Regions from separate parts of the Homo sapiens genome. Here regions 2 and 3 are each linked to region 1. The links are chromatin loops, found by intact Hi-C in ENCODE. Cell type or tissue: GM12878. All regions are shown on one strand. Each heading gives the region's core, and the rest is flanking DNA. Links, peaks and the distances in the headings are about the cores only.

Region 1 (8,003 bases), core at 2,009-7,008:
AAGAACTAAAAGTAGATCTACCATTTGATCCAGCAATCCTACTACTGGGTATCTACCCAAAGGAAAAGAAGTCCTTATATGAAAAGACACATGCACACACGTTTACTGTAGCACAATTTGCCAGTTGCAAAGATGTGGAACCAACTTAAGTGTCCATCGACCAAAGAGTGAATAAAGAAAATGTGGCATATATACACCATAGAATACTACTCAGCCACAAAAACGAATTGAAATAATGTCTTTTGCAACAACTTGGATGGAGCTGGAGGCCATTATTCTACATGAACTAACTCAGGAATGGAAAACCAAATACTTAATGTTCTCACTTGTAAGTGGGAGCTAAGGCATGAGGGTGCAAATACATATAGAGTGATATAATGGACTTTGGGGACTCTACTGGGGTAGGTTTGGAGAGGGTGAGGGATAAAAGACTACATATTGGGTACAGTGTACACTGCTTGAGTGATGGGTGCACTAAAATCTCAGAATTCACCACTATAGAACTTATCTAGGTAACCAAAAACCACCTGTACCCAAAAAAACTATTGAAATAAGAAAATAATAAGGCCTATAAAAGGTTTTCTGAACATAACAAAACCAAAAAACTTAAGCCTTATAGGTTTACTCCATAATTTTCAAGAAACAGGGCACCCATTCACAGCTCTCCCTGAATAATATCTTACTGATCCTTTTGTTAATACTGGACGATTGTCACAGAAGGACTGAGCCTAAATTAACAATAATTTGGGATTTACAAATTAATCTTTTCATTTTTATAAACATTTAAAACTCCAATATTACCAATGAATAAAACAAGTGATAAAAAACAAAAACTCAAAGACCAAAATGTGCTTCAAGAACTTCAGTAACACAGTAACTGAAGAACAACACAACACAGGATTCACCAGTCTTAATTGAGGTAATCAGGAAAGAAAGCAACTGAAAAGTGGAGCAGGCACTCCAGTTACGGTCCCTGTGCACACCCACCTGGTGGACCTTGAGAGAAGAGAATTATCATCAATTCCCATGTGCCATCTTTGAACACCTAAAACCCAAGGGCATTGATACAAAAGAAGAAACTGACACCAGAGGGTTCTTGTTTACTAAAACAGCCAGCAAAAGCACACTTTTTTTTTTCACTCTCTAATGGAGATTTTGGACATTAATATTATAAAACCACTTATTACTAATCTAAACTATGACAACATCTGAATACATTTTACTGACAAGCAGGGCATTAAAAGGCTAAATTTCTGCATTATACTCACAGAACAGACAAATATTTCTCACTAATTTTACCTTCAAATAATGCAATTTTTAAGTCACCGCAGTTTAGTAAGTGCTCAATTTTTTTTTTTTTTTTTTTAAACAGGGTCTCACTTTTCACCAGGCTGGAATGCGGTGGCACAAACACAGCTCACTAGAGCCTGAACTGCCTGGGCTCAAGCAATTCTCATGGCTCAGTCCCCCAAATAGCTGGGATTACAGGCACTCTCCACCATGCCCACTTAATTATTTTATTTTATAGAGATGAGATTTCACCATGTTGCAGAGGCTGGTCTCCAACTCCTGAGCTCCAACAATCCGCCCACCTCGGCCTCCCAAAGTGCTAGGATTGCAGGCATGAGCCACCACACCCAGCCTTAAGTGCTCAAAACTTTTTAAAAAGGGATTTTAGAAAATGCTTCCTTTAGTAAATGCTTCTATTTATGAGATGTCAAAATTCCGTCTTAGAATCACTTAACTGTCTTCACGTCGTGTTCAGAAGTCACTTGGCATATAAAACAGACATGTCCAAACCATAGCTCAAGAATCTCAATTGGCAGAAAACTGTGATAAAACAAACACTATTGTTTTAAACTCATTGTTCCAGATAGTAGATCTCCATTACCACCCTTTACCATCAGTAAGGAAAGAAGAGGGCCAATTTTCTTTTGATCCATTTCTTTGAAAGCAGGTAAAATCGGTGAATCTAACTTACTCACTGGCTATAATGTATAGATAATGAAACGGAGCAAGGCAAACTACACATCAGCTGACTGAGCTAAAGGGGGCAGCCATGTCTGCACGAGGACTAGTAAAGCAGTTACTGCGTCAGATTTGATTTTTAGCTTTTAGATTTCCGTAAAGCAGTGTACAAGCCAAACAAAACAGGGCTCAGCCTGCATGTGGTACATGTACTTTGTACTTATTAAACACATTAGTTTATTTAAATTATTTGCTCCTGTTCACTTCCAAGTTGTCTCTGACATACAGTGTTGTGCCGTAAGTGTACCTCAGATAGTATAACATTCATAGCCAACTTCCTTTCCAAGCAAGAAAAGAACCAAGTATCTTTTAGGTCACTTTGTACGCACTGGGAGAGCAAAGAACACAATTATGCCTGTAACAAATGTTCTCTGGTGAGTTGTTTACATCACACTAAAAAGTATCAAATCATTCAGTCTGGTCATTGACATAAATATTTTACAAACTGGACATATAAAGAACCCATGCTTACTTCAGACTTTGAGGACTACTTATATTTTTAAGGAGGAGGAATGTTTTAATTGGCCAGAAAGTGAGCCATAAAAGCAAACATTAAAGTTTTATTCTCTTTTACCCACTGCCACCCATTGAAATAATGAATGCCCATTCAAATCTGAACTGCAACTTGACTTCCTGAAATAATAAAATACAGAATTATTGCACATTGATATAAACTGGGCTGATGACACATGAAAAGTCTTTAAAATGCCAATGAGAAAACCAAGAGTGAAAACATTCTTCACAAATGGATAGGGACTATGTCAAAAAAAATAAGAAGATATCTGGACAGTGACTGGTACATGGTGTTCTTAATTGCCCCTGAATAAAACCCAAATCAAATGGCTTCATGCAGTTTTTGGGGTTCTAACCTACACCTGATTATCTGCTACCACACTGAGGTTACTAGCCCCCGCACATGATATCCAAATACCAAAATGGGAGTTTGATAAATGAATTCTTGCTTAGCCACAAAGAAAATAAAGATAACTAATTCCCAATTACCCAAGCTAAGGTGGGACAAGAGAGGGAAAAAACATAAAAGATAATTTAAAAAATAACTTCTATTAAAGGATATTTTTGATCTTAGCAAATATGGAAGTAACTGACCTACTGCAAATTCCCAAAACTTCAATGTTGTAAAGATATTTTTTAAAAATTACCCATACGAAGATCTCTCTGTTCACTCTGCCTAAACTGTTTCTCTCTCCATAGTGTAAATTGATTGTAATACACCTGCCAAAAATTTGTTTTATATATTATTCTTATAGACTCTTACTATACTATACCTAGTCAGAGACACTGAAAGAATTAACTTGCCAATTCCCTCCTCTAGGGCAGAAGGAAAATGGCTTGAAAGTTCTTGTTTATGAATATAACTTGGGAAAATACAGTATTTTGCCATAATGAATAACAAGATTAGTAAGGTAAAAATGCTAGTAAGAATTGGGGCACAAGATTTTCTTCAGATAACCTGTTAAAAATAAAATCAATATATTCAATACAGCTTACAGATATATTGGAAAGATAGCACATGAGAATATAAAATGGAACACCAGCAGTTAGTTGAATGAATCCATGAATTCCATGGCAAAAGCTCTATTAAGCATAATAAACAGAAGGATCAGAATTCTACAAAAGGTAATTCAGAGGAGTGAGTACTATGAAAAATGGTGGAAAATGAAAAAAGAGGTCTTTTATTTTGTTTCCCTTAACAACTAAGTACCTCTTCTATTAATATTACCACATTTTCTTTTCTTGTCTAGGCAAAGTAGCCACTTCCTATCCCACATTGAATACCACAATCTGTATTCCAACAATTAAACCAGGACTTGAATCAATGCTAGCTTAAAAATTTAATTTTCTCTGTGGCTTATATATAAATGGATCAGATAAATAAAGGTACGTACTATTTAAAGTACTTCTAAGTACCAGCATGTAGTGTTAATCTTAATGTAGTAAACTACTTTCAATATAAGATTTATTTTACTCATTAATCAACTATCTATTAATATGCATTATTTTTTCAGTTTTTAGTTTTTATGATTTCTTTGCCATCATAAATATACATTAGTTCCACCTTTTTTTTTTTTTTTTTTTTTGGTAAAGATAGTCTTGCTTTGTTGCTCAGGCTGGTGAAAGGATTAATATGCAAAAAAAAATTTTTAATTACTTAACACTATTTAAGAATCTTCTTCTAAATAAACAACTTCTGATGATGCAAAACAATATGAAATGCCTTGATATCATCATGGTTAACATCCACACTGGTCAAATATCAGTATTTCAGTAGCCAAACAAAAAATTTATTTTAAAAATTGAGATGGAAATTTAAAAAATTTCTAGGGAAAATCCTTTGTAAGTTTATATCTAATTTAACAGTATTCAAAAGTGTTTAAATTCTGAAAAGTTAAACCTAGATAGCTTTTTGTTAAGCACTTCCTTTAAAAAGCTGAAGACTATCAGCTAGCTAATTGTGAAAGCTGTACTACTTGAAAGCACCACTAGATGACAACCTTGTTTCACAAGTAAAATATTATACTCCTGTTGAAGCTAAGACCCTGAAGAGATACTAAACTAGCTTAAAGGTTTCTGACATTTGTTTTTTGTTGGAGAGTAGGGATAACAAAGAAAATAAAATAGACTACTATAATTTTGAATTTGTGTTTGATATAAAGATCACTCAGGGTTTAAAAAAAACTCATTTAGTAAGCATTCAAGAAATACCTCACCATTAGATATATTAAGACAATTTTCTCTTCCCGTCTCTTCTACATCTATATCGTCTGGAAATAGATGATTTTATAAAAATAAAGTACACATAAATTATTACAGACTAATGCTTTTTTGCTGTAGAATAGTTACAAAAAGTATTTTCAGCATTATTTCAATAATTGCTTTTCTGTGACATCAAAATACAGCATGACGATTTTAAAATGATCGTGAGATAGGTAATAAACAACAAACTTCTATTTTATGACTCATATTCAAAATATTAAAATATTTTCCCCATACATAAACCAATCCATGAAGGCATTCACCCTAGAATGCTTATTTGGTATTAAAAAAATTGTAACAGCTGAGCAAGTAAAAATTTGTAAATAATTCCTTTGAAATCCCATAATTGATATATTACATAGTATAGTGGCAATGGTAACCTAACTATGTTGTTATTCATCTTTGTAAACCATGACTCCACATAAATTTAAAAGTATAAAATGAAGGCCTAGATATTTTTACTTTCATTGGGGTTATAATTTACAGCCTTCCTCTAATTCTATATTTTCATACATTAATTCAGAAGCAGAACTGGGGTTACTTTTTAATAAATCAGATTTTAAGATGTGAGATTACTTAATATTTCTGTCCTCTTTTTCTCAGCAAAAAGGTAGTGGCTATAAAACCATATATCAGTTCAAAAGGCTTACATGAAGCCTAATGCCCTAAACACTACACTGACTACTGCACTCATAGCATTGCTGCCTACAAAGTCCATGCTGAGGGTCTCTCAAGGTGAGGCCTTCCAGAATTAACCCCAAGGAGATCACATACTTGGTTAAGTTTCCATAAGAAATGCTATTTATAAATGTAAGGTATTACAAAAATTGGAAGGCATTTTCATGAGTAGCTGGAGAGACTATCACTTTTTAGTGAAACTAGTGAAAACTAGATGAAAATCTCAGCCTTACCTTTCAATACATGTGGGACCCTAGTCAATTTACTTCATCTTTCTGTGCCTCAGTTTACCCTTGCCGAAAAAGACCGTACTGAAAATACTGATCTACAGAGTTTTTCTAAGAATAAATGAGGAGACAGCATGTAATACCTAGCATATGCTTGGAATACAGTAGGTGCTAAATAAGTATTAGTTTTCTTCCTTCTTAAACATGGTGCCCTTGTTTATTCTACAAAATATTTTCAAAACATAATGATATTCAAAAATCTGGATTCTAATGAGAAAGAGAATACAATTTCTCTAATGAGAAAGAAAGAGAATAAAATTAATGATAAAGGGAATTTCTTCAAAGGCTACAGCTAATAGTCAAAAGTGTATATGCTTCCTTACTGGTAAGCCTAACTACATATTTCTAGCAGGCTACTCACATGGAGTTCACTGAGAACTAAAGAAAAGTGTCAGAAAGAAGGAAATACCTTTATTATTTATTTTGTTTAAATCATTCAGTTTTACAATTGAAAGTTTTTTAACAATAAGAAAGTAAGTTATTCCATTAGACTGTGCAACTGTTTCTGCCTGGAACAGAATTTCTAATGCAAAATGAACTGCTATTGTTTTTGTTCAACCTGCCATTTATGTCAAAATTTAAAACAATAATGTCAAGAAAGAGCTAGTAAGCAATAAAGTTTAAAATTATATTGCACAGAGAAAAATTAGCCATTTTACAATTTACATTTAAAATTTATTTAATGTCATTCAAACTCTTAAAAATGAAAATCTACTTCAATTATCATAGGCAGTTAAGACAAATACCTATTTGTTTCTAGTATATGCAATCATATGTCTTACAATCTAATAGCATAACGATTCCCTGTACATTAAAATGAAGTAAAAAATGAAAGAGGCATATAAAAAGCACAATATTACAATTAAAAAGGGCAGCCATTTAAATGTGTCACTAAACAGGTAAATACTAAACAATAAATTTTTTGTCAAAAGAGTGAAATAGTCCCATATATATGTCAGCTGATAAATATGAATTAGTAATTCTCATTTCCATTTCTTTAAAATGCATCTTAAATACAAAGTGCTTAGTGTTGCTTACATTTTTGAAATAGAAATGCTGCAAATAAATTAGATATTTTTTTCTATTGAAGGAGACCAGGAAATTTCACCCCAAAATATGGCACCCTGGTATGCTGATTATTTTAAATTAAAGGCCCTTGGAGACTGGCAGATACTAGAAGAAGCTTTACTCTGATACTCCCTTATCTGCTTAAACTCCAGACTCTTCAAAGAAGAAAATTACCACTGGTCCTTTCCTTGAGTTTTCATTAACTCATACTGCAGGAATAAAGACTGAAGTCTGTCAACACACCTGGACAGAACCACTGTCTTCTCTGTGGGCCCACAAGGCTTTGTCTCAGGATGCACGAGGACGTATGTCTCAAGACGTATGTTCTCCAAGCCCATTGAATTCCCCTAAAAATCACTTTTCACCTTAAAATTATCCACATCTCCCTTTCCTCTGTGAAGAGTATATAAGCTTCTGTACCCCCACTGCACTATTGTATAAACAATCATTCTCTTGTAATTCCCTTGTGCTATGCACGATAAAATTAATTTTGCATGCCTCTGCTATTAATCGGCCTTTCTTCAGCTGATCTTCAGCAAACCTTCAGAGGCAGAAGGGAAAATTTTCCCTTGGCCCCTATATTAACTTAGAAAACATAATTTGACTACATCCCCCATACCTCTTCATAGTAGCCTGAATGGTGGCCCACAAAAAGATATGCTTATGTCCTAATGCCTGGGAATCTGTGAATGTTACTTTATTTAGAGACAGTCTTTACAGAAGTAATTAAATTAAGAACTTTGAAATAAGAAAATCATACTAGATAATCCAGGCAGGTCCTAAATCCAATGACAAGTGTTTTTATAGGAGAGAGGCAGAGGGAGTTTAAAAATAAACACACAGAGTAAAGTGACACACAGAAAAGTAAAAGGCCATATGAAGCTGGAGGCAGAAACTGGACTGATGATGCCTCAAGCCAAGGAATGTCAGCAACCACAGAAGCTGTAAGGGGTAAGTTACTGATTCTCCCCTAAAGCCTCTGCAGGGAGAACAGCTCCAAAGACATTTTGATTTCAGACTTCTGATCTCCAGAACTGTTAAGTGAATAAATTTCAATTGTTTTAAGCCACCCAGCTTGTGGTAATTTGCTACCGCAGCCACAGGAAATAAATATACCCATTACAAATTCCAGTAATTACTTGAGAAGTATTGATTTAATTAAATAAA
Region 2 (8,003 bases), core at 1,401-6,400, 950 kb after region 1:
AAAGATGGGATTTTTATTGGGAGAAACTCCCCAAATAGCTATTAAACACCAATTTCACAAAAGAAACTAGAGGGACTTTAATTGCCTCTGGATCCATTTTGCCAACTCTAAGGTGCCTTAAAAAATTAAAATTGTACCAAATGAGAGGTTATTATGAAAGCAGAAGCAGCCATGTTAAGAGTAGGAAAGCTTCCTTCATATTTATCCTGTTTGTGATTTGCAATATCTAAATTATAGGACATGGTATAGTAACAGACCTTCCTTGATCTAATACCCCACATTTCCCAAATAGTCTAACCTCTTAGCCTTCACACGACACTCCTACTCACTCTAATCATTGCTGCTCCCTGGAGTCTTCTGTCTCTTCTATTTTATTGTCATCTGGGGTAATTTTCAATTTTTATGTGATTGTCTCTGTCTCCCTCCCACAGAGCTACACACATACACACACACCCTCTTACATGCACACACACTCACACAGTGTGGAGAGATTTTAATCTCGTTTTGCTCTCCTCTCCCCAGTTTTATAGTAAAGATCATTAGATAGCAGGGCTGTTTTTATGGATGTGGAGGGAGGAGATAATTGAGGATGAAAATCTGCTACTCTTCACCTTCTAGATGTGCTGCATTTTCCTATCGGCTTGTAGGAGAGGGTTAAGGTTTACTCAGCCAGGAAGGAGTTATTTTCAGGAGTCCAGAGGATTTTCCAACACGAGTGGGTTGGACTGTTTGCTGAAGCAGTGAGATTACAGGCAACCTGGTGAGGGTATTTGTAGCACTGACCTCTAAGCAGGGATGCGTATGTTAGATCCAGCCTCCCTTTGAGGTTTCTCAGGCTTGACTATTTCTACATTTGGTGGGTACATCACTGTTTAAAAAATAAACTCAAAATTTGAGAATAACCGTATCCTTGACAAGATGTATCCTTTTCTAAGGAGGATTGCTGCAGCTGCCTAACAATGAATTACAACATTCCACAGCTGTCTGGGCAGGAAATGAAGAAAATTATCCTGGCTATCTCAAAATGGGTGTTTGGGGAATGGGGGAGAGTGTATGAGTTGCTAGAGAGTATTTTGGAATTAGGGCGCTGGGCCAGCCTGATCAATCTTATCTTGGATTACAGGGTCCTTGGCCATCAGATTTCAGAGAGTATTAAAAAAATTGAACAATCTAAAATCAAACAGTATGGTTACATAGATTCCAGATAGTGAACTAAAGTGAAAACTGTTATTTTTGGCCACAACCTGATTTTACTTCCTTATCCTCCCATCTGATGAATAAATTGCATTTAAAAATTAATATCCTAATTACCTTACAGTCAAATATGATGGAGCTATGAGTACAGGGGTATCATTTATTAATCATCCTTCCAATAGAGGACTATTCATATTATTTTCTATTTTCACTTTCTATGGTTTTTCTAGTGCAAACCAGAAAACCTGCTAGACCAATTCTAAAAGAGCTGTAACACTTAACATTCATATTTTCAAAAGACTTTGTTGGTTGAATAACTGTTCATTCATTTGGTCATTCTGTGTGCCCTCTACTGTGCTTCCTAAAGTTGCATTTCCCAAGCACATTTAAGAAGAGATTACTCCTCTCACCCAGGGACCTCCAATGGCTCCCCATTGTCTGCAGCAATGTTTCTCAAACATTCATGTGCATATGAGTCACCTGGGGATCTTGTAAAAATGCAGATTCTGATGCATTTGGTCCAGGGTGGCGCCTGGGCTTTTTGTATGTTGAAGTTTCCAGGTGTTTCCGAGGATGCTCTGGCTTTGACCTCACTTTGAGTGGCGTGGGTCTACAGGATGGGCCTGTCCCTCTACTCTCTGGCCTTCCCAGGACATTATTGTTTTTCCAGATACCTGCACAACCTCTGCTTCTATGCTTTTGGGATGCTAGTATTCATCCACATCTTACTTGCCTCTATCCACAGAGCCCATACTCTCCACAAGCTTTTCTCAGATTTGTCTCTACCCTGCCCAACAATCAGAAACACTGTCTCCCTCTCTTGTTCTCCTCTTGCATTTTGGTTGGAAATCAATTTTCCAACTTAGTACTGTCTGCTGGACTGTACATATTGGATGTGTATCTGTCTCTACCAATGAACTGTGAACCTCCGGTGGAGAACATCCCATTCTGTACATTTTACCTTCTTCTGCCGCATTCTGCACAATTCCTACATAGAGCAACTATAAATAAAAGTTGAATTGAATAAAATTCACAAATTGTATAAAATCTCTTTTCTAGATGGATTTCTCTTGACTGGGTGAAACTTGCTGACATTCAGATAAATCTCTTCAACGTTCTTTCCTGAAAGGATGTCTTACTCCTTGGTAGTTAGGGATCGCTCCTGGGTGTTTTTAAAAGAGATTTTGACTTAGAAGATCTGTGAATGTGACTATGTGGGCTAAGCTTCTTAAAGGGGCAACCCAGCTGAGAATCACAAAAGAAAGCGGAGGCTGCTACTTTTGCCGACCGACCGTACAAGCTGGGTTTTTATTGTTGCTAATGAGAGCCACTCGTGTTGACTGTCTAACAGGAAGTACCTTAATCCTTTCTCATTAGACTTCTAAAATTAGCCTTGCTTTGCCCTGCTGGAAGAATCATGAAATGTGCTACCTTTTCAGATTTAGGTGGGATGATAGAATTGAAGGTCCATTCCTAGAAGCTGGACAGATATTCCTAGCTGGGCAGTATTAATGAATAAGCTTTTTGAATCAGAGTGACCTGGGCTCTAATTTTAGTGCTGCAATGTGGTAACTTTGTCATCTTGAACAAATTAGTTAGCCAGTTTGATTCTCGGTTTTCTCATCTTTTAATGGGGTAATCATACCGCTTTGAAGGAGTATTAAGATTAAATGGAAGAATGTGTATCAACAAATAATGGTGAATGTTATTGCAATCAGAGCTCTCGCATGTCACCAGCCAATCTTTCAGGGCTGTAAGGGAAAACTATTTCCTTCTCTCCACCAACTAAAGGAAAACTGTTTTTTTTTTTTCCTCTACTCTCTACTACCCTCAATACTTTACTTCTGACACCAGATGTGTGGGTTTTCCACACCAGGCAATTCTCCAATTCTCTGTAGACACCAACTGTGTGTCCTACAATTTAAGTCAATTCTGACACGATCTACTTGGAGATAGCATCAAATCCCACAGGTTACGGGATCAGTCCCATAAGACTGGCCAGGTGTGGTGGCTCACGCCTGTAATCCCAGCAGTTTGGGAGGCCGAGGCGGACAGATCACAGGGTCAGGAGATGGAGACCATCCTGGCTAACACGGTGAAACCCCATCTCTACTAAAAATACAAAAAATTACCTGGGCGTGGTGGTGGGCGCCTGTAGTCCCAGCTACTCGGGAGGCTGAGGCAGGAGAATGGCGTGAACCTGGGAGGTGGAGCTTGCTGTGAGCCGAGATTGTGCCACTGCGCTCCAGCCTGGGCGACAGAGCGAAACTCCGTCTCAAAAAAACAAACAAAACAAAACAAAACAAAAAAAACGGCCTCTACTTCAGGCCGCTGACAGGTCCAGGTTGTCACCTGTGTTTCTGACTGGCTGGTTATAAATCAGAGGGTCCTGTGACATCCTCCTTGGGTTTGATAATTTGCTAGAATGGCTCACAAAACTCAGGAAAACATTTATTTACATTTACCAGTTAACTCAAGAACAGCTAAATGGAAGAGATGCAAAGGACAAGGCATGAAGGAAGGAACACAGAGCTTCCATGCCCACTCTGGGCATGTCATCCTCCTTAATCACCAACCCAGAAGTTCTCTAAACCCTGTCCTTTTGAGTTTTCATAGACATTTCATTCTGTAGGCATGATTGATGAAATTATTGACCAGTGATGATCAATTCAGGCTTCAGCTCCTTGCCCCTCGGAGGTTAGGGGTAAAGTTCCAACCTTCTAATCACATGATTAATTCCTCTGGCATCTAGCCCCCATCCAGTGATTTTCTAGGGGCTTTTGAAAAATCACCTCATTAATATAAACTTGGGTGTGGTTGAAAGGGGCTTGGTATGCATAACAAGAAACACTCTGGAGCTATTTTAGGAACCTGGGACAAAAGACCAAATATTATAACCAAAGATACTTCCGTAACTCTTATCACTTAGGAAATTACTAGGATTTTAGGAGCTGTGTGTCAGAAATGAGAATACGGACCAAATATGTATTTCTCATTATAAATCACAGTATCACGGGACTTAAAGTCTATCATCAGTGTTTGTTGATCGCATCTCAACTATTAAAAGCTGGGATGAGAGAAGGGCTCTTGACACACAGGTTCTGGCTGCTGTGTTGTACCCACTCACTGCCCCCACTAGTGGCAGAGGCAGTAACTTCATCAGTGACTTGATTCTATTCCAAATCCATCAAAATTGAGACTTTTTAATCTTTTCTGGATCATGGACTTCTTTCAAAATCTAATGAAAACTATTAACCTTCTCCCAAGAAAAGAAATGCAGGTATTTATATAATTTTGCTTTTATTTTCTGGAGGTTGATGAGCCCCAAGGTAAAAACCACTGCTTCCTCTATGTGCTTACAAACTTCTGGTCCCTCATGAGGCGAGAAGCCAAGAATAACACAACGAAGTTGAATTGGCACAATTAAAGATTAGGAAAGTTAGTGCAAGGATGGAGAGAAGCACTCACTTCTCCCCCAATTCATTTTTCCTGCTCAGGAAAACCTAGAGCCAAGATTAAGACTTGAAGGGTAGAGGGAGAGTGGTTTGATAATCTTTCCTGTTATATTTTGCATTGGGAATTATGGTCATTTAATTGTATCTGTGCATTTTAGATGGTTTCTGATATAATACGTTAATCTCCACAAGGTTTGTGATAAAAATGAGTAATATCCCAATTTAGGAAAGTTACTCTGTTTTAGACATGGAAGGAAAGCTGCCCAAGCAGCAAAGTATACTGCTCTTGGTCCAGGTGGTAGATCTCTGTGCAGGGCTGACTTGCATTAACAAACATGAACACAGTAGATGTGGAAACATGTCCAGGCCTTGCTCATCAGTTCCCATTTTCATACTTCCTGAGTAGTCTGGGAAACGTGGAAGGACAGCATGAATTCAATTTAACAGTCCAATAAGTGCCAAAGAAATGATCACATCTCTGAAAATAAGTGTTTTAGACAAAATTTTTCAGATGGTAAAAAAAGACAAATCCTTTGTTTAGTAAACAGCAAACACTTGATACATTAATCATCCAGCTGACATTAAGTGTAATCAAAGGTTCCGTTTTAGTTCAAATACAACTTATGTTCCCCAATTAATTACTTACAGGACTACGTAGTTTGCATTTTAAAATAAATGTTCTGCTTCCCAGATGTCTTCTTATAGGCATGCTGTGACCCTTCTTAGAGAGGCAGATTCTCTTATCACAGTGATTTCAAGGCCTGCTGGGGTGTGAAAAAACTGATATGGTTTAAGTACCACCTGCCATATTGGACCTAATAAGGAATTTGTGGAGCTGGAATGCAGTTCCTACACTTAAGTAGGTTATATTCTTGGCAAAGAAGCTGTGAATTGAGATGATGTCATTCAAGTTTGATTTTTTCCAGAGAAACATTATTATAATGGAGTTGTCTTCCTGACCAAGGGTTAAGTTTTAGTGGATTCACAAAAATGAGGCTATCATACTGGTAAGGAACCTCAAAGGAAATGTGGGTCAGTCCTCTTTCCTGAGTCAAAAAAGTGTTATCCTCACTTTTTCAGATGAGACAAGTGAGATTTCTTTAGAGGCTGTGTTCTGCTAATATGCTAATTATGAGTAGGGATTTTGGAGGGTAAGGGTAGGATCTAGTACAGAGCCATCCAATAGAACTTTTTGCAATGATAAAAATGTTCTCTATCTGTCCTGTCCAATACAGTAATGTAGCCACATGTGGCTGTTGAGTGCTTTAAATGTGGCTAATGTGACTAGGATACTAACATTTAGATTTTATATAATTCTAATTAAATTTAAATATGTGTAGTTACATGTGAAGAGAAGAGGTAAATTGAATATAATTCCTGGCATTTGAAAGGCAAGGCCTACGTAACAAAGTGAAAAGTATAACCAAGAAAATAAAATCAGATGAGATAACTACCTTGCTGGCTGCATTGGTTATTTTAAAATGAAGTTTGTTTTTGTTTGTTTGCTTGTTTGTTTGTTTTAGACAGGGTCTCCCTCTGTTTTCCAGGCTGGAGTGCAGTGGTATGATCTTGGCTCACTGAACTTCCCCTCCTGGGTTCAAGTGATCCTCCTGCCTCGGCATCCTGAGTAGCTGGGATTATAGGCATAAGCCACCATGCTGGGCTAACTTTTGTATTTTTAGTAGAGATGGGGTTTTGCCATGTTGCTCAGGCTGGTCTTGAACTTCTGGCCTCAAGTGCATAATGAAGTTTAAGGATCATCAATCTGCTGGACAATACCAAGGAAAGTCTCAGAGGCATTTAAAAAAAATATTTATGGTATAAGGAAGGAAAAGCACACACACACAAATCCCAGGGATATGGACAAGTACTAAATAAAATATTTAAACTTAAACAAATGCTGTATTTAATGACAGAGTTAGGACACATTTAAAGAAAAATTTCCTAAGGGTAATGGAGGAAGTTGCCATGGAAAATTGTGGAATATACTTTGAAAAACAAAACCAAAAGCAGTTTTGGACTGTGGCTGGCCATAGGTCTAGAAGCAAAATTTATACTACTGTAATTCTTTCCACTTATTTGGTTCTTACTTTCAATTTTAACATATCTACTTTCTCTTAATTTTGATACAAAATACTTAACACGAGATCTGTCTTAGCAAATATTTAAGCATACATGACAATATTGTTAATTATAAGCACAATGTTGTTCAGCAGACCTCTAGAAGTTTTTTCATCTTGCATGATTGAAACTTTGCTCATCAAAAAGCAGCTCCCCATTTCTTGTCAGCTCAGCTCCTGACAGCCACCATTCTATTTTCTGCTTTGATGAGCTAGACTCCTCATATAAGTGGAATGATACAGTATTTGTCCTTTTGTGACTGGCTTATTTTGCTTAGCATAGTGTCCTGAAGGTTCATCCATGTTGTAGTATATAACAAGATTTCCTTCCTTAAGGCCAAATAAAATTCAGTTATATGTATATGTCACTTTTTTGTCCATTTATTCATTGATGAACATTTAGTTGTTTGTACATCTTGGCTATTGTGAACAATGCTGCAGTGAACATGGGACGGCAAATATCTCTTTGAGATCCTGATTTCAGTTCTTTTGGATTAAAACTCAGAAAGCTGGATCATATAGTAATTCTATTTTTAGATTTTCGTCATAGTGGCTTCCACCATTTTACATTCCTCAGAGTGCACTAGGGTTCCAATTAATTTTTCCACATCTTTGTTTACCCTTATATTCCTTTTTTTTTTTTTTGAGACAGAGTGTCGCCCAGGCTGGAGTGCAGTGGCATGATCTCAGCTCACTGCAACCTCCACCTCCTGAGTTCAAGTGATTCTTCTGCCTCAGCCTCCCGCATAGCTGGGATTACAGGCGCCTACCACCGCGCCCAGCAATTTTTGTATTTTTGGTAGAGACGGGGTTTCACCACATTGGCCAGGCTGGTATCGAACTCCTCACCTCAGGTGATCTGCCCGCCTCGGCCTGTATTCTTTTTTAAAATTTATTTTTTACAGATGTGAGATGATATGTCATTGTAGTTTTGCATTTCTTTGATGATTGGTGATGCTGAACACCTTTTCATATTCCTGTTGGCTATTTGTATGTCTTCTTTGGAGAAATGTCCATTCAACTCTTTTTCTTATTTTTTAATAGGATTGGTTTTTGCTATTGAGTTGTTGGTCTTCCTTATATATTTTGGATATTAACCCTTTGTTAGATATATGGTTTGCAAATATTTTCTCCCATTCCATAAGCTGCCTTTTCACTCTATTTAGATTGTTTCCTTTGCTGTACAGAAGCTTTGTAAATTTGATGTGGTCTCACTTGTCAATTTTTGCTTTTG
Region 3 (8,003 bases), core at 1,220-6,219, 520 kb after region 1:
AACAAAAAAAGTTTTTACTTTTTACTCCAATTCTTCAGGGTATTCTCTTCCCCGCCTGCCCCTTTTCTGTCTCCTTTCTTTTTTCTTTATTTCCCTGCTTGCTTGCTTTTCTATTATTTGGTTAGTTTGTCTATTTGATACTCTATTTGCCATGTCTTCCATAAGAGAATAGGTGAATAAGGGAGAATTTGCATTACATTTTTAACCACAGACTATTTAGAGTGTTTTTTTTTTACCTATGTTTTGACACTTGAATTAAAATAATATATAAAATTACAATTTTGAAATATTTTCCATGTACATTAAATCTGATACCATGCAAGGTTATATGAAAATGTCTATCTAACAAGTAGCTTTTTATGTTGCCTACCATTATAGTAAAGATTTAAAACTATTTCTGTGTTCTAGTGATTCAAGAAGACTGCTCAAATTTGCAGATATTTTCAATTTACTTAAAATAGCCAAGTTATGCCTTGTTAAAAATTAAGAATTCACATCAAAGAGCTTTGATTTACAAAAAGTGTACTTTTAGGGATCAGCAGTTAAAACAACTGGATTCCCAGATACCAATGCTAGAGGTAATAGTTTTGATTTTAAGATGGTGATGGACCACTTCCCTTTCAGGACATGTCAACTCAAACTTAATCTGGAATGTACACATTCCATGCTGGGTCATACCTGAGTGCCAGTGGAATATAATTTGGAAGGAATAACGTTGTTGAAAAACATCCTCTACAGACAATATGAACAATGCCTTAGTCATCTATTGATTATGACAATATACTCTTGAACAAATTGTTTTCGGTTCTGGTTTCTGTGGTACTAATATTTTAAAAGGTAATTGTATTGGTGGAAAAATCAGAATGAAAGTTGAGGAACAAAATGAAATATTTTTATTTTATTTTTTGTCAAATAGTAATGTTCTTAGATTTTACCTTTTTCCATTTCTATTTTTCACCATTTCCAATCTGGCTGCTACTACTTCTCAACTTTTGCTCTCCAAAGAGAAGTGGGAAACCTGCTTAAAGCTCCAAACAATCCTTGATAATTAACCAAAAAAAAAAAAAACAAAATACTGGACAAAGAGTGTTAGACAGTCTGGAATGTCTGAAATTTTCTGTACTCCTTTCTAGATTAAAAACCTTTGCTAACTTACTAAAGAATGATGTGTTTTCAGTTTATCAACATTATCAATAATACAGTAATTTGATGATTTTAAGAAATTGGTTATAATTGCCAAGTGTATTTCTGTAAGACTTCCATAATAATGTTTCATTTTTAAAGTAATAAACTTTTTGAAGTGTTTGTATCAAAAATGGGCAATTAACTTGAAGTGAATTAAACTCCAGATTTCTACAAGACATCCTTGCCTTAAAAACATGTTTACTTCTTGATTTAGCCTAGATTTAAAGTACATTAGAAATGTGCTAATCATCTTTACCTGAAAAATCATCACACAGTTAGATATAAGAAAAAGTCAAGAGTTTGGGGTAGTGTTAGTGCTTTCCCAGCTCCAAATAGGACCAAAGCTTGACTTTTCATTTGTTTTTCACTGTAGAAAAATTAGCTCTTAACTCTTTCATCTTTAGGTTCCGTAGACTGATGTTATGATTTCTAGCATTTTCATTTGAACAAAAATTAGTTAAAATTCTACAGTTTTTACTTGCCACTAAGTTTAAGTTTTCTTTTATCCAGTTATGTGAATTCATTAATTTGATTCATATTAATTACAATTTTTTCTGAAAGGTTGTGTTTTATTTAAACTGATACCCTAACTTGAGACAGTAGATTAAATTCAGTCAAGTTGCTTGCATTATATAATCAACTTTAATTCTCCATAAGAATTAGTTAAAAAACATAAGATGTAGCTCCACCAGGATATTGATGTTTATGTTATTTTCCTCTTTGATAGAAAGGCAGGGTGTAAAAGTAAGACATCTAAAATATTAGTAACCAATGTCAATTAAGGTCAATTAGCATATATCAGAAATAGTTTGTATACTGGAAATGTCTTACTTTTTTTTTTTTTTTTTTTTTTTTTGAGACAGAGTCTAGCTCTGTCACCAGGCTGGAGTACAGTGGCACGATCTCGGCTCACTGCAACCGCCTCCTGGGTTCAAGCGATTCCCCTGCCTCAGCTACCTTAGTAGCTGGAACTACAGCTTGGTGCACAACACCAAGCCCAGCCAACTTTTTGTATTTTTAGTAGACATGGGGTTTCACTATGTTGGCCAGGATGGTCTTGATCTCTTGACCTTGTGATCTGCCCACCTCGATCTCCCAAAGTGCTGGGATTACAGGTGTGAGCCACTGCACCCGGCCATATGTCTTACTTTTATCATGTATCACTTAGATACAGTTTTCTAGGGCTCTATATCCTGTAGAGTATGGTATACAAATTTACTGTGGGAATTATGTCAATTTCTATTAAATTGTATATCCTTGAAACTTCTAACCACTAAACCATGTGATGTGCCTAATTTTTCACATTTTCTGTAATATAGACTTTCATGTTCATATTTATGTCTCTGTTGAAATTGGAAGCAAAATTATTTAATGCTGATATTACCTCTCTTTCTAATTAAGTCATAAATGTATATGTAGTAGACATGGATACTTTTTGTGGTACTCAGTTCTTAGTTGTTCATCTGTCACTTATATAGTAATTCAGAAACTTAAGTTACCTTCTTGAACTGATCTCCTTGTGGTTCTTGTCACTGGACATGCACTCATTTGATCAGGATAGCTCTCAAGGTGTTCTAGAGCTGATTATCCATGAGTGGGGTAAAGTAGTGCTGGTAACATGTGGTCGTAAGTTGGCTTGTACCTATTAGGATTGAAATCCAGTTATATGATTTCAAGGCCTTAGAGCTTAATTATATTATTGACTTTTTTTTGTAGATGATCATATATTTATATGTCCTGTGTTTTCTAGGAGATTTTGGTATATGAAAAGTAACACATCAAAAATCCAATAAACTCTCATTTAATGCTAAAAGACTAAGGATCCTGGCCAAATGGTGTTTTAGAGGAGTGCCCTGAGAGGTGGTCTATCTCTGTATCTTTTTATAGTGGCTTGTAATGAATAAGGCCATTTACATGCTGTTTTTGTTGGTTTAGGTTCTGGGCAGAGGACACTGAATACTGACTGATGTGCTTAATTTGAAATATTCTTTTCCCTGGACAGTCCAGGACAAAATTTTCTTGTGGAGAAATTGGTGTATATTTGAGAGGCAATAGCCTCCTCTTTTACTCAGCTTAATTTTCTATCACTAGATTAACAAATGAAAATATACTTTGTCATTAATTGGAGTCATTGCTTGTGTCTCTTCTTGGATTCTTTCCATCCCTGTTTATCCCCAACACCTTCTCGTCCATCTTTCCAAAATATTACCTACTTACCAAGGGTTGATTCCGATGGAGTAGAGCCTGACTTTAGTTTTATGACTGCATTTCTTGTATTTGTAGGCTTTCTTTGATCAATAAGCTATTAGGTAAAATCACTGTGTTCACAGTGGCATGCTTTAACTGTGAGAAATGATTTATGTAAATATTCAGTGGGATCAGAAGATTAGCTGAAGTTTGGAAAGAGGCCTAAAAATTTGCAGTTGAAGCTTGGTGTACTAGACTTTCTTTGATTAAAAATTCTAGGTTTTTGAGTATTTGTCTCCACGTTATTTAATTCTGTTAAGCTTCCTGTTCTTCAAAGAAATCAAACATTTATAGGAAGATTGAATCGAACAAATGTCCTGTTTGTGTGCTGTATTTTGATCTACCACCATTTGGTGTCACTGTAGGGCAGGGCTTTTAAACTTTGTGCAGCTGAGGCCTTTTTAATGAAAAATGTTGTAGGAAATTCGTGCATATCTCCCTGCATTAAAAATCCCTCGCTTTAAAATACATCATATATTCTTGTTGTAAAACATTCAAATAACATAGAAATATTGAATACAATGTAGATGTCCCCCGTATCCCACTACCTCTTTTCATTCCACACAAATGATCATTTTTAACAATCTGTTGTACTTCTAATTCCATTTCTGTGTATTTACCAATGTATGCATGTTCACGTGAACATTTTAAAAAATCCATTGTTCTGAAACTTTTTGGCTGTGTCATATATTTTGAATATGTTTTTCATGTTGTACTGTTTTTAAATTCGTGCATTTTATTTCATAGCCCATATTATGATTTTTCCTTTTAATCATTCTCTTAATGAAGGACACTTAGTTGTAGTTTCTCTCCGTGCCTCAGGTTTTTTAAAAAATAATTCTGTATACATCTTTGTATTTGAAGGCAGTGCATTAGTATTGCACATTGTCTGGGTTTAAATTCTAGCTGTACCTCTTCCTAGCTATATGATCTTTGGAAGTTACTCATTTTTTGATACCTCCATTTTCTTATTTATGAAGTAGGACTATATTAGTTTCCTGTTGCTGCTATAACAAATTACCACAAACTTGGTGGCTTAAAACAACACAAGTTTATGATCTTACAATTCTGGAGATCAATAGTCCAAAATGGTTTAGCTTGGGTGCATTCCTTCTGAGGGCTCTAGGGGAAAAATTTATTTCCTTGCCTTTTCCAGCTTTGAGAAGCTGCTAGCATTTCTTGGCTCATGGTTCAGCATTGCTCTGACTTCTATTTTTGGCATCACAACCCCTTCTCTGACCCTCCTGCTTCCCTCTTATAAGGACCCTGTGATTATATTGGGCCTTCCCAGATAATCCAAGATAATCTTCCCCATCTCAAGATCCTTAATGACATCTGCAAAGTCTCTTTTGCTATGTAAAGCAACACATTCAAAAGTTTTGGGTATTAGGACATGGATATCTTTGAGGGACCGTTATTTTGCCTATAACAGGGACAGTAATAGTGCCTACCTACATTGTATTGTTCTGAGGATTAAATAAATTGAGAGTGAAGAGATGTAAATCATCTCACAATCATACTTAGTCTTTGAATTGCTAAATTGAAAGGCCTTTTTAATCTTGCTAGTTACTGTCAAATTGTCCTTCCAGAAGGCATGTGAACTTACACTTTTTTTTTTTTTTTTTTTTTTTTTTTTGAGACAGAGTCTCGCTCTGTCGCCCAGGCTGGAGTGCAGTGGCGCGATCTCAACTCACTGCAAGCTCCGGCTCCCGGGTTCACGCCATTCTCCTGCCTCAGCCTCCCGAGTAGCTGGGACTATAGGCGCCCGCCACCACGCCCGGCTAATTTTTTTGTGTTTTTAGTAGAGACGGGGTTTCACCATTTTAGCCAGGATGATCTCGATCTCCTGACCTCGTGATCTGCCCGTCTCGGCCTCCCAAACTGCTGGGATTACAGGCATGAGCCACCGTGCCTGGCCAAACTTACACTTTTATGAATAATATAAGTGAGGATTCTTTTCCTTGCATAATCATTAATATTGTTTTTCTTTTTTAGTTGGTGACTTTTATTTTACTTATTTCATATTTCTTGGTTATTAAATGAGATCGAAGCAGTTATTATGTATTTATTGGTTGTTTATATTTTTTCTTAGAATTGCCTATTAATATTGTTTATTTTCCTATTTTATTGCCTTGTAGCTTGTAAGAGCTCCTTATATGTTCTATAGCGCTACTCTTGTAAATATTTGCAATTTTTCTCACTGCCTCTTACTTGTCTTTTTATTTTTATTTATGACGTCTGCTGTATCTTGCATCTTTGAAGTTTGGTTTTAAAAGTGAATTAAAATGAAGATCTGCATAACTCACTTAACGATAGAGATGTGATTTTTTTTTAGGGACGCATTGGTCCTTTGTACATGACAGGTGCATGGAAAATAGCAGTTGGTTAATTCTTTAATTTGATTAAATAGAGGATCTTGTAAAGATGTAAAATGGAGAATGAAATGCCCCTAAATATGTTTCACTGACTCTAAATTCCTTCAGTTGCTCCCCGAGCCTTTCACACGGTTACCCAAAATTCTTAGAATAGCATTAAAACTTTTTAAAAAAAGTATCATTTCGGTAAACTGACACAATAAATGGCATATATTTAAAGTACAGCAGTTGATTAATTTTGACATATGAAAACATCCATGAAATGATTACAACAATGAAGATAATGAAGATACCCATTACCCCTAAATGTTTCCTCAGGCTCATCTGTAATCCCGTCCTTCCCACCCAGCATTACGTCTTTAAATGAAGCAGTTCCTAACATTCCCCTTCTACCTCCTATCTTACTTTTTTTCTCTCTGCCTCATCATTGCTAGACAATTTGTTGAGCTCTGAAAGCATCATGCTCAAGCCTGTCAATATTCTGCCTTTCCCTTCTTTCCCCTTTGAGGAAGCCTCTTTGGGGAGCTTTCCCTAACACTTCATTCTATACAAAATTCAGTATCTTTCCTCTTTGTTACCAGAGAACTCTGTGCATATCTCTAAATGGCTTGTATTATACTGGAATATAAGTGTTATTTTACAAGTCACAGTCTTCATTTATGCTCTGAACTTTTTGACAGGCTAGAGTGTATTGTGCTCATCTTTCTATTCCCAGCACATGGCACATCTACTGACACATAGTGCCACATAACATATACATGTATGTTAAGTGAATGTATGAAATAAAGAATAGATGAACAGAAAGGATGGAAAAAGTATAGCAAGAACAATAAAATGAAAACAGTGTTTTTAAAAATCATTTTGAGTATTTTTGATTTTTTTGTTAAAAATGAATCTGTAGATGATTTCTCTATGAGTGAAAATGGGTTAATTCAAAAGTAGACCAAGAAATCAATAACTTGGTGCATAATTCACACTTTTTTTTTTTTTTTAAAGAATAGAACTTAAACCCTAAGTGATCTTGCCATTTAACTTCTAGGTTTGTCTAGTACAACATCTTAGATTGAACGTTTTCCTGATTTTTAACTCAGAAGGCCATGTTGTTTTGAGTGTGACTACTCATGGTACTCTATACAATACTTGTTTTAGTACTTAGTGGTTTTATTTCATAAAAGATGTTGAGGAAATTGTGATTTGGTATAAGAATCATGGCTTACTGAAACACTTATAAAAAACATTGACCAAGATAGGTGAGGAAACTGAAAGGATATCTCCACCAAACCAACACTTTCCCAGACTAAATATCTCCAAGTCTTTCTTGCATTCCTTAGGTGTTGAATATTTCAAAGCTTTGCAAATGTCCAGATACAAAATCAATCATGTTTCCCAGAGTTCAGTCTCCTAACAAAGACATACAGTTACTCTGATATAATTTTTTTCAAGAACCCATTTTGGTTTCTTGTAATTACTACTTCCTTTTCTGTTTAATAATTCATCTTTGATCTCGTCTGTCAATTACATAAGTTGTGTCAGTCTGAAGTTGGCAGAATCTACTGTCTTCTCTTCCTGGAAAAGAGAAGTTCCATTCATCCACTGCTACTGCTTTGTCCAGTTGTCCAAGGTCCCTCAAGTTCTATGGTGCTTTAGATGGCCATTTGGTAATCTTGTCTGGAAATCTTTCATTACACAGTGAGAACATTGGTTTGAAATAATAAACTATTATTTCATAACTATATTTCTAGCTATTTTAAATCTTAGAGGTATGCATCTTTTAAGATAAGCATTCAGTCATTGTTTTTCTTGTCACTTTATTTTTACTTTTATTTTTTGGAGACAGTTTCACTTCATTGCCCAGGCTGAAGTACAGTGGCACAATCTTGGCTCACTGCACCATGTGCCTCCCCAGTTCATGCGATTCTCATGCCTCAGCCACCCGAGTAGCTAGGATTACAGGTGTGCGCCACCATGCTTGGCTAAATTTATTGAATTTTTAGTAGAGATGGGGTTTCACCATGTTGGCCAGGCTTGTCTTGAACTCCTGACCTCAAGGGATCTGCCTGCCTTGGCCTCCCAAAGTGCTAGGACTATAAAGAAACACCTGACACTGGGTAATTTATGAAGAAAACAAGTTTAATTGGCTGACAGTTCTGCGAGCCTTACAGGAAGCATGGCAACATCAGCCTCTGGGAAAGCCTC

Evidence for each region. Peaks named below come from ENCODE experiments on the same cell type or tissue, not always from the same donor. Only the 100,000 strongest peaks of a DNase experiment are listed, where the experiment ranks them.
Region 2: it touches region 1 in a loop (9-fold over the local background); 3 of 110 quality-filtered maps call a loop at or near these places.
Region 3: it touches region 1 in a loop (5-fold over the local background); 8 of 110 quality-filtered maps call a loop at or near these places.

The regions. Positions count from the first base shown.
Region 1 is chr13:60,427,828-60,435,830 of GRCh38, reverse strand. The region is part of intron 1 of TDRD3 (tudor domain containing 3); the gene reads right to left. LOC124903178 (a long non-coding RNA gene) reads left to right here and starts at 3,611. Exons shown (of 3, transcript XR_007063814.1): 1 at 3,611-3,666; 2 at 3,792-3,927; 3 at 6,859-6,945. In GM12878, for the core only: a CTCF peak has its summit at 4,518; a DNase peak (open chromatin) is centred at 4,520; H3K27ac peaks cover 17 bases.
Region 2 is chr13:59,473,540-59,481,542 of GRCh38, reverse strand. It overlaps the pseudogene RNU7-88P. Among named protein-coding and RNA genes, the nearest start is that of DIAPH3-AS1, 540 kb to the left of the region's middle. RefSeq lists an enhancer at 2,195-3,012. In GM12878, for the core only: no CTCF peak of the experiment used is centred there; no DNase peak of the experiment used is centred there.
Region 3 is chr13:59,902,408-59,910,410 of GRCh38, reverse strand. All of the region lies in intron 20 of DIAPH3 (diaphanous related formin 3), which reads left to right. Among named protein-coding and RNA genes, the nearest start is that of DIAPH3-AS1, 110 kb to the left of the region's middle. In GM12878, for the core only: a CTCF peak has its summit at 3,774; no DNase peak of the experiment used is centred there.